Regions from separate parts of the Homo sapiens genome. Here region 1 is linked to region 2. The links are chromatin contacts, found by Hi-C in ENCODE. All regions are on one chromosome and are shown on one strand. The core of a region is the stretch at or near the end of the contact, and the rest is flanking DNA. Distances in the headings are between cores, read along the strand shown.

Region 1 (5,443 bases), core at 1,905-4,404, 2.7 Mb before region 2:
ATGTAATTGAAGGCTGTTGTGACTCCTCTTATTGTAGGCCAACTTACAAATATCACCAGGAAATAAAGTCTCATCATTCTCATTGACTAGACAATAAAAGAACAATGGGCCTTGTAAGGTGGGAATGAGGAAATGGCACAATTAAAAAAAAATGATTGGTTAACATCAGATTACTTCAGGTTACTTTTTTGTAAGGGTTAAAGCAGAGGGACTTCCTTATTATGCTGACTCAATCAGATTGAAATTTCCTGTTTTCAGGGGAAAAAAATGGTCTGCTTGGGATCTGTCTGTTTCCTTAAAGTTTCAGTATGATTGTGTAACATTTGGCATGAGTGACTCTATTGTGGTTTAATCTGGTTTGTTGGAGTCTAGTGCGTGAGCTCACTCCAAAACAATGACCTCCCACAATTTTTGTTTACACACACACACACACACACACACACACACACACACACACGGTATATATTCACTTTTTTTACCCCTATTGGTTCTCTTTCTCTGGAGAACCCTGAATAATATGCCAACTTTCCTCTTTCCTCTATAATCAACTTCAATGAATATTTCTGTACATGTATCCTTGTGCTCATGTCAAAAAAAGCATTTATGATTATCCTTATGAGTAAAATTGCTGCTTCTAAGGGTCTAAACATCATTATGAAATATTGTAATATTGCTCTCCAAATAAATCATACCAATTTATTGTCTAAACACCAGTGTATGACCATCACTACAGCTTTACATCCCCCATCAGATCTGGTATTGTTGGGTTATGTTTTGTTTTGGTGAATTCCCAATATTTTTAATTGGGAATCTCATTCTTGTTTTCATCTGCATGAAATTGTGAGGTTGAGTATGTTTTCATTTGTTAAAATTAGATGTTCATGTTTCCTCTAATGTGAATCATCTTTTTGCACACTTTAGTAATTTTTGTATTTGTTTGCTGTCAACTTTCTTATTAATTTGTAGAAGTTTCTTTTTATGCAACCAAATCTTTTATAAGTTTGTAGGCATTGTAAATATCTTCTCTCAGGATATGGCTTTTAATTCACTTTATTTGTGAAATAATATTTTTGTTGTCTAGAGAAATTTTAAATCATATCATTTTTTCAAGGTTTGTATTTTTTTTCTTTTGTTTTGAAGGTTTATTTTTCATAGATAGGTCATTACTCCATTTGGAACTTTTTAATATATGAGTAGATATCTAATTTTATTGTATACAAACAGCTAATCGCTCCAATAACAGCAAAGAGTTCATCTTTTCTACTGATTTGTATTGCTACTTTTGCCAGCCATCCACTTTTCATAGATTTATGGATCTGTTTCCAAGCTTACTCTCCTATTCTGTTGCTCAATATTTTTGTATAAACAATTCCCTTCAAATATTCCTGACAGCTTATTTCCTCTTGAATGTTATTCTGGTCTGGTCCCCTTAAACAGCTGCAATTTATTGATGGAACATAAAACAGGCAAAAGGAAGGAGCAAGACACAGAGTTAATTTAATATCCTGATAAAATAGATCAGCCTTTAGTATTTTAACAGCTATATATTATTTATTTAGTAATTTTGGTTTTGTTTGTAAACAAGCAAGTTATATTGTGGTAAAGAAGAAATATGGGAGTCAAAATAAGACTTTAAAGATGTATCTAATTTTGTAATTAAAATACATTTCCTACTCAACATTTTTTTAATTTTATGTAAAATATTTTAGGCTACACTGTGCATGTTTTAAAACCACTTGATTTTAAAGCTTTTTAATAGAAGAAAAAAGATACAAAGCTGAAGTTGTAAGGGTAAGTGTTAAGTATTGAAGTTTTGTGGGCCTAACAAATGACTGGTTTATATAATTTGTAGAATACTTTTTTATTTTACATACTTACCTAATATAAGTGGTGCCTAAATAAGTAATGCTTTATAGGACGAATTGATGCAGGTGGGAGAGTCACTGTGATATGAGACTGTCAGAGGCCTTTGAACCAGAGCAATTCTATTGTGAATAGGGGCTGGATAAAGTAAGTCTGAGACCTACAGGGCTGCATTCCCAGGAGGTTAGGCATTCTTAGTCAAAGGAAGACACAGGAGGTAGCTCAAGACACAAGTCACAAAGACCTTGATCATAAAACAGGTCGTGGTAAAGAAGCCAGCCAAAACCCACCAAAACCAAGATGTCAAGGAAAGTGATCTCTGGCCTTCCTCACTGCTCATTATATGCTAATTATAATGCATTAGCATACTAAAAGACCCCACCAGCACCATGACAGTTTACAAATGCCATGGAAATGTCTGGAAGTTACCCTATGTGATAAAAAAAGGGAAGGAACTCTCAGTTCTGGGAATTACCCGCCTCTTTCCCAGGAAACTCATGAATAATCCACCCCTTGTTGAGATATAATTGATAAATAACTATAAGCATACTAAGTCAAGTAGCCCATGCCACTGCTCTATCTATGGAGTAGCCATTGTTTTATTCCTTTACTTTCTTAATAAACTTGCTTTCACTTTAGTCTATAGGCTTGCCTCTAATTCTTTCTTGAGTGAGGTCCAAGAACTCTTCTCCTGGGGTCTAGATCAGGACCCCTTTCCAGTAACAAAACTAGGGAAAGTTATCAACTTAACTTACAAGTAAATTAAAATAAGCTTAATTCAACTGAGTAAATATTAAATACACTATCAAAGAGAATACAGTCAGAAAGACAAAAAACAAGGAGGGAAATGAAGGAGAATCAAGAATGTTTGCATTCGGCCGTGCTCGGTGGCTCACGCCTGTAATCCCAGCACTTTGGGAGGCTGAGGCGGTGCGGATCACGAGGTCAGGAGATCGCCACCATCCTGGCTACCACGGTGAAACCCCGTCTCTACTAAAAATACAAAAAAATTAGCCAGGTGTGGTGGCGGGTGCCTGTAGTGCCAGCTACCCGGGAGGCTGAGGCAGGAGAATGGCGTGAACCCCGGGAGGCAGAGCTTGCAATGAGCCGAGATGGCGCCACTGCACTCCATCTTGGGCGACAGAGCGAGACTCAGTCTTGAGCCCACAAGAGTACAGGGAGGTAAGAATGTAGTGGGTGTCTGGCCAAGCTGGGCTTAAGTTTCAGTTACAGCTGAATCTGCACAAACCCCTGCACTGCCGCAGACTCTGCAAATGAGTCACCAACCAAACACTGCTGATGTTATAATAAGGAAAATCCATGTGCACTGAATTCAAGAGTATTTACAGTTGTAGCCACCTGTGGACTTACTGGTGCCCCACTAGAGAAAGGTCTTAGGAGAAATTTGTTTCACAAATGAAGGGAGAGAAAGTAAAAAAAGAATTTGAGATATGTAAAGCACTTGACTTTGCCTACTCACTAGAGTTTCTAAGTATCTCAGTCCTTTTGTTCCCTCTGCTGACTCACGTCAGAATCAGTGTAGTTCCGTGTAGTCTAGCCTGTTCCACCAGATTGAAATCCGTTCCCTTGGGAATGGTGGGAGTTTATTTTCTGGTAACATTTGTCAATTGCCTTGCAATAAAAGGAGTCTTTCAATTAAATCTATCCTTTCTGTTTACCAGGTGCTGCAGGCCACCTATGGGTTGGGTAGTGGGAGAACAGGGAGTCTCAGTTAACAAAGAATAGTAGACCATTAAAAAAGAAAAAAAAAAAAACCTGTCTGAGATTTGCATCAACTATATTTATTGAATCATTTTCTGATCTGTGACTCAAATGGAAAATATATACCCTGGGAATTTGAATTATTATCAGGCAACTCCTACAGATTTCTGTTTGTTTTCTTGTTTGCCATAACTCATAGGAGATTACATTCTGACTTCTAAGGAGAATGATGTGAAGTTCCCACAGAGAAACTCCTCATATAGGTAGGGGCCAGAAGAGAACAAAGTAATCCCATGTCAGTAAAAAAAAATAAAGGAGATATATCCCATCATGTACTTGTGTGTCTTTGTGAGCTTTGTTTTAGGACTCATGTTGACTAGGACTAAACCTGATAACCAAGACTCATGACTCAACCACCTGCTTGGGCCAGACAAGTAAGATAAATGCATAGTACTACAGGTGTAAGACATCCAGCAATGAGGGAAGGTAGGTGCGTTTGTCTGTTTTACATTGCTATAAAGAAATGCCTGAGACTGGGTAATTTGTAAAGAAAAGAGATTTGTTTGGCTCACAGTTCTTCAGGCTGTACAAACATGGCACCAGTATCTGCTCAGCTCTGGTGAGGCCTCTGGAAATTTCTACTCATGGTGGAAGGCAGAGAGGGAGTAGGTATGTCACATGGTAAGAGAGGGAGCAAGAGAGAGAGGGGAGAAGGTGGCATAAAAAACAACCAGCCTTCATGTGAATTAATGGAGTGAGAACTCACTCATTACCATGAGGACAGCACAAAGCCATTCAAGAGGGATCTGCCTTCATGATCCAAACACCCTGCACTGGGCCCGCCTCCAATATTGAAGGTCACATTTTAATATAAGATTGAGAGAAGACATACTTCCAAACCATATCAGTAGAGAACCAAAACTGCAGCCCAGCTAATGTCTCTCAAATTAAAAACACACAAGCAGGATACTTTGCTGGCTAAATTCTCAAATGTAGTCTGGCCTAATTAGCCCTAAATGTCTCCATTTGCACCCACCTACCAGTAGTTTTGTCATATCCATAAAATACTCCTCAGAAGAAAATAATTGAATAAAATTTAAGTATTTAAAATGATTTATTATAAACATCAGCATTTTCTCATGATTAAAAGTGGAGACCATGGAAATATCCCATTAGAGTTAGTCCCAGCTGTGCCGCAGTTTCCTCTGAGCAGTTTTGAGCTTTGGGCAAGTCATATAACTTTTCCATGCCTTAATGTTCCCATCTGTAAAATAGGCCTATTAACAGGGGGAACCAACCAGTCCACCTGTGGCCACACTTCTAAATAGTTTCAATACAGTTCAAAGGGTTGTTTTAAGAATTTTATGAGTTTTGATATGAAATCTTCATTGAGCCATGTCTGGCATGTTGATAGCAAGCAGCACAATGGCATTACCTATTATTATGTTACTCACTTTTCCCCTTTAAAGTGAAAGTCTGTTTGATATCTGAGTATCATACTTGCATAGTGTTATGGTCTGAATGTTTTTGTTCCCTTGAAAACTCATATTGAAACTTAACCCCTAGTACAACAGTGTTAGAAAGTGGGGCCTACTAGAAAGTGTTTAGGTCATGAGGATGGAGCTCTCATGAATGAATTAATGCTGTTATACAAAGGATTGTGGGAACAGATTTTCTCTCCTGTTCTTTCAGCATTCCTCCCCTCCAGATTATGCAGGGTTCAAGGCACCATCTTGGAAGTAGAGACCAGGCCCTTACCAGACAGCAAACCTGCCAATGCATTGATCTTGGACTTCTCTGACTCCAGAACTATGATAAATCATTTCTATTGTTTATAAATTACCCAGTGTGTGGCATT
Region 2 (5,189 bases), core at 5-2,504:
TACAATGATATGGTAAAATGAAAAAAAAAATCAGCTAACCCCAGGATATACCCAAATGTGTTATAGGATCAAGTGTTAAAAGCAAGCAGGTCATAATATTTGCTAAGAAAAAAGAAAGAAAAGGAAAAAAAAGCTGCAGAACCCATGGTATTATCTTGAACTATTTTAAAGTAGAAAAATATGAAATCAGACAGGAGCAACCTGCCACATGGAAGATGATCTGAAGAATCATCACTCTTATGATCAGAATCCTGTGAATACAGAGCTTTCATTTCTGGTGGCAGAACCATTTCTCAGTGAGCAACATTGTTTTGCCATAGGACAGAGGAGGTTGTGATCTATTGCAGATTTCTGTGGGTCCTGGATGCCGAGACCAGGAACCCTACAAAGAGAAATCCATGCATGTGGCGTTGCTGAGGATGGCTGCGTGAGTTTCTCTTTCGAAGTAATGTGTTTTGTTTTTTTTCTTTTTTGTCTCAACGTATCCAAACAGTACAGTTGTAGAGATGGGGATGGAATTTTATTTGTCTTTTGCTTTCATTGTTTTCTCTTGTTAAAAGAAAAACAATTGATTTAGAGTTTAAAGGCTGCTCTGCAACTATCAATTATATAAAGCCAAATAGAGTCATATACTAAATCCTTTCTTGCTTCTCAACTAAAAAAAAAAAAAAAAAATCCTGTGAAATCACTTTAGGTTTGCTTAACCAATGTACAGTCATGATTTGAGAGCATAAGAAACCCTATAAGAAACCCTATGCCTTAAGTGAATCCCATTGTGAGATACTTGAGCTATGAGGCGGAAGTTTCAGGCTAAGCAGTGTAATATCTTTTCAGGAGGCTAATATGCTGATCCATTTAGAGCACAGAGGCTGATTGATAACTGTGCTATCAATCCCCATCACTTTGGCAGGTCTTGGTTAGAGAGGAAAGATCTTGCATTTAGGTGAAGTTGAGTCAGGAATTGGCTTTTTGAACTTAGAAAACGTTGCTAGTGTAAGGCTACCTTTTTTATTATTAATCTACAGTTCATATTTATGCAGCTTAAGAAGACTTATTTGGAATAATAAGACCGTGATTCAAGATCTTAGCATCATTGCTTGCAGATTTGTCCAGTATGAAAGATATTTTCATGAGATGAATCACTTAAAGACATTAAGAGTCAGTGATGAAACCACACACTCTCGAGTTTGAAAAGAGACAGGGCTGCTTTAAGAGAGAAACAGGAAGTTGTAACTAGAAGCCATCTGAATACTAAGCCAGGGCAGAATGCTTGTGAAGTAGCAACTAAAGTGGCAGTGTTTCTTCTGAAATTCTCAGGCAGTCAGACTGTCTTAGGCAAATCTTGATAAAATAGCCTTTATCCAGGTTTTTATCTAAGGAATCCCAAGAAGACTGGGGAATGGAGAGACAGTCAAGGGTTATGTCAGAAAAGGATGAGTATCAGTTTCAACATCAGGGAGCGGTGGAGCTGCTTGTCTTCAATTTTTTGCTCATCCTTACCATTTTGACAATCTGGTTATTTAAAAATCATCGATTCCGCTTCTTGCATGAAACTGGAGGAGCAATGGTGTATGGTGAGTGCATAAATTGTGAGATTGATGTGAAACTTGTTGCTTGAGCGTAATTAGAGACTTGTGCTCAGATAGCAAAGTACCGAAACTGGAGAAAATGTGCTGATTGAAATGTCATTAGTTTGATGAAAGGTGCTGCAGCGTAACGAATGCTAATCTCTTTACAGACAAGCCGCCGAAATTTGCCATGTCACGAGAGCAAATGTCACAGTCATGTTCTCACACGGCACATAATGCAAGTCTGTTGACAGATGCGGGTCCATTGTCATGTGGGGAGTCGAGGGCGAGCTGTTTGTTTTTGTAATGATGTTGGGAAGTGATGGCTCTGCAGTCACAAAGAGCAGCCTTCTCTCACTGGCTGCACCGATGAACATTACGAAGTTCTAGAAAAAACATCACTTCAAAATGCCTGGAGTAATTCCTCTTATATCAACTAATTTCAAGAAGAAAACTTGCAGAAACTAACCCCACCCCTCTTAAGAGAATATTGTGTCCAAGTCCTTTTTATTTATACGAACAGTGTCTTATTTTCTTATAATAAAAAGTTATAAATAAACGAGAGTTTCTTTATGCAGTACTTTTTACTTCTTAGCCTGATTTCAGATGTTCTAATTTATAATGATCATTGCTAGTGTTATTTGTTATGTATCTCCTATTTATGTATTGGAGGCCAAGGTGTGGAAAAATATTTAACACCTGCAGTATTGCTCTTTCTGGGCAACTTACCGTATCATTCCTTTCAGAAAGTTTAATAAAGTCTGACAGAGATTATCTGTCTGTACTCTCATCTTTTAAAGTAAAATGAAAGACACCAGTTTTTACTGGTGTTACTGATGAAATAGTTTACTTCACTGCTCTTATCTCAGCCTGATAATGGATAGGAAGTTTGAACACAATGGCAACAGGCAAGGCATTGCTATAATTTATAGCAAATAACATACTTTTATATTTGGGGTTTCCTCATTTTGGAAATCCTGAAACCCTTTCCTAAGCCTGAGATTCAGGGTACAGATCAATGCACATTGTATATGCTAATCCTGTGGTGTCCTGATATTAACAGTGTATAGTTGTGATTTCAGAACCTAAGGAATCCTAAGCCTTAAGTGGATCCCACTGTGAGATACTTGAGCTATAAGGCGGAAGTTTCAGGCTCAGGAGGCTGATATGCTGATCCATTCAGAGCACAGAGTTAAATTCCTTGGTACTGAGGGTCTTTTAAAAATTTTTTGCTTGGGAGTGGGGAGGGACAGCATTAGGAGATATACCTGATGTTAAATGACGAGTTAATGGGTGCAGCACACCAACATGGCACATGTATACATATGTAACTAACCTGCACGTTGTGCACATGTACCCTAAAACTTAAAGTATAATTAAAAAAAGAAAAAAAACATAACCCAAATGCAAAAAAAAAAAAAACCTTTTTTTGCTGTATTGTTTTATTTATTTTTTAAAATTTAGTGGAGACAGGGTCTCACTATGTTGCCCAGGCTGGTCTCCAACTCCTGGCCTAAAGAGATCCACTGACCTTGGCCTCCCAAAATGCTGGCATTACGGGCATGAGCCACCATTCCCAGCCAGTATTGAGGGTCTTAACGGGCACAAGAAAACTCTCATTTAAGAGAAAAAAAAAATCACAATCAGGTGGGAGAGAAATAGCCAAACAAAAAGGAGGGGATGCCATCAGATGTGAAGCCCTAGGTTCCTGTCATTTGCCTATCTCCATCATGAACAGAATTTTTCTCTTGACTTGACTAATAAGTAATCTGCAAGGATATGGAATAGAATCTGAGAAGCCAGAAACAATGTAATTCTTGATATCATATTAAAGGGACATATGTGCTTTAGCAAAACTACCCAGATTTAATAGATTGCCAACCTTTATTAGAGGGAAAGATTTCTTCACATCCCTGAATTTGATTGAACTATGACTCATTTACCAAGTTCAATGGTGGGGATATTGTTTTCGTAAAAGTTTTGATAACCTACTAAAATTCAGTCATGTTTTGCATTCACAATACATACAGTAACTCTTACTTTTGAATCTGAAAAATTCCAGGTTACCTTTAATCCTGCAAAACTCTCTGAAATATTTTTAAATTGTGCTTGAAATAATAAAATAGTAGTTCATTGACCACTGCTATTGAGGTAGCATTTCTCTAAATTGCTGTTCTTAAGGCAGATAAAGGCTTAAAGTTTATGAGTGGAATTAAGTTGGGTTCTCTGATTCCTATTCTTCTTTCATGAGTTTTTTAAAGTAAAAGTTATTGAAAGCAAATTCTGAACCAGTGCAATGTAAAAGGATTATAAAAATTATGGAGATATGCATATATATGTATTCTCTTACTAGAAATTTTGAGTATCTTTCAGTTATCTTGAACTATATAGATCAATGAAAAGACATATTTTAGTGATGTTTAACTTTTTCTTGGCATAGAATCATAATTGTTAGGATGTCAAAGAATTTTAGAGGTTATCTTCTCTATCCCCTTTATTTTAGAGAGGCAGAAGCTGAATCCCAGAGAAGTGAAGGGACTTTCCAAAACTGAATAGCCACTCATGACTGGTCCATGTGCTTTCACTCATCTGCATGTCTTACTAAGGTTCACGTTCACCTGAAAGAACTCTCCCTGTGTTTTCTGAAAGTACTCCATATGGGTGGCATTCATGACTTGTCACATTTCTTCTTCAGGGATGTCCTAAATGTTATATCTTAAATGCTTATTAGGAACTTTCTATCAGTAATGTAATAAAATAGTCTGAAACTACACCAGAGGAACATGATGGGATACTGTAGTAAACACTTTTTAATGATAGGGGAAAGGAGATGCCAAGTGAATTAATTGTCCAACAGCTATAAATGAACTTGGAATCATAGATGGGGAAGGAGCCTTAAAGATCATAAATCCAGCATTCTCATTTTGCAGACAAACAAATGAAGACTTAGAGAGATAAAAGTCGTGTAATTAGTTAGCTGTTGAGGTGGGATTCAACCTCCATCTCTTTAATAAGAGATGCTAAGATATTTAAAAATAAGTAAATTATTGCAATAATTTTCCTGGAGAAAGGATGTGTCTGTGGGATCTAGATGCATCCTCATATGGTTAAGCTTTCAGGATTAGCCAGATTCTCTTTTCCAGGAGGTCTAAAAGAGTGAATTTTCAGCATCCCACATTGTACTATCCCCCTTTCCATTAAAGGATTAAACTCTTAGCTTTTGCAAGAGCAGGGGGGCATGGTGATAACTAATGGGGAAGAAAAGAAACAAAACTATGTTTAAAACTTAAGCTTTTTGAGCTATGATTGTGCCACTTCACTCCAGCCTTCACTCGAGCCTAGGTGACAGAGTGAGACTGTGTCAGAAAGAAAGAAAGAAAGAAAGAAAGAAAGAAAGAAAGAAAGAAAGAAAGAAAGAAAGAAAGAAAGAAAGAAAGAAAGAGAAAGAAAGTTAAACTTTTAAAATTTCTTGTTCTTAAGGAAGTGAACATTTGAGAGTAGACTGTAACAGTCATCTCCGTGCTACAGACACATATGCTTGTAATGAAATATATTTTAAGATTTAGTGGACCTGCACCTAATGCTTATCAATGAATTTGGCTAGCAACTCCCCTACTCCAC

Evidence for each region. A loop is a pair of places that touch in the nucleus more often than their neighbours do. Pooled maps may share reads with other maps.
Region 1: a pooled map shows a loop between it and region 2 (2.0-fold over the local background). The contact joins the enhancer-like site here to the promoter of SLC9A9 in region 2. A Hi-C loop is called at or near these places in 2 of 50 pooled maps.

The regions. Positions count from the first base shown.
Region 1 is chr3:146,501,627-146,507,069 of GRCh38, reverse strand. No RefSeq gene overlaps it. Among named protein-coding and RNA genes, the nearest start is that of PLSCR2, 35 kb to the right of the region's middle. RefSeq lists enhancers at 1-319, 2,944-2,993, 2,631-3,447. Within about 2 kb of position 3,154, at least 10 of the 41 ENCODE cell types and tissues checked have a DNase peak (open chromatin) inside an H3K27ac peak, as active enhancers do.
Region 2 is chr3:143,844,533-143,849,721 of GRCh38, reverse strand. SLC9A9 (solute carrier family 9 member A9) reads left to right here and starts at 1,254. Exons shown (of 16, transcript NM_173653.4): 1 at 1,254-1,574. The coding sequence starts at 1,400.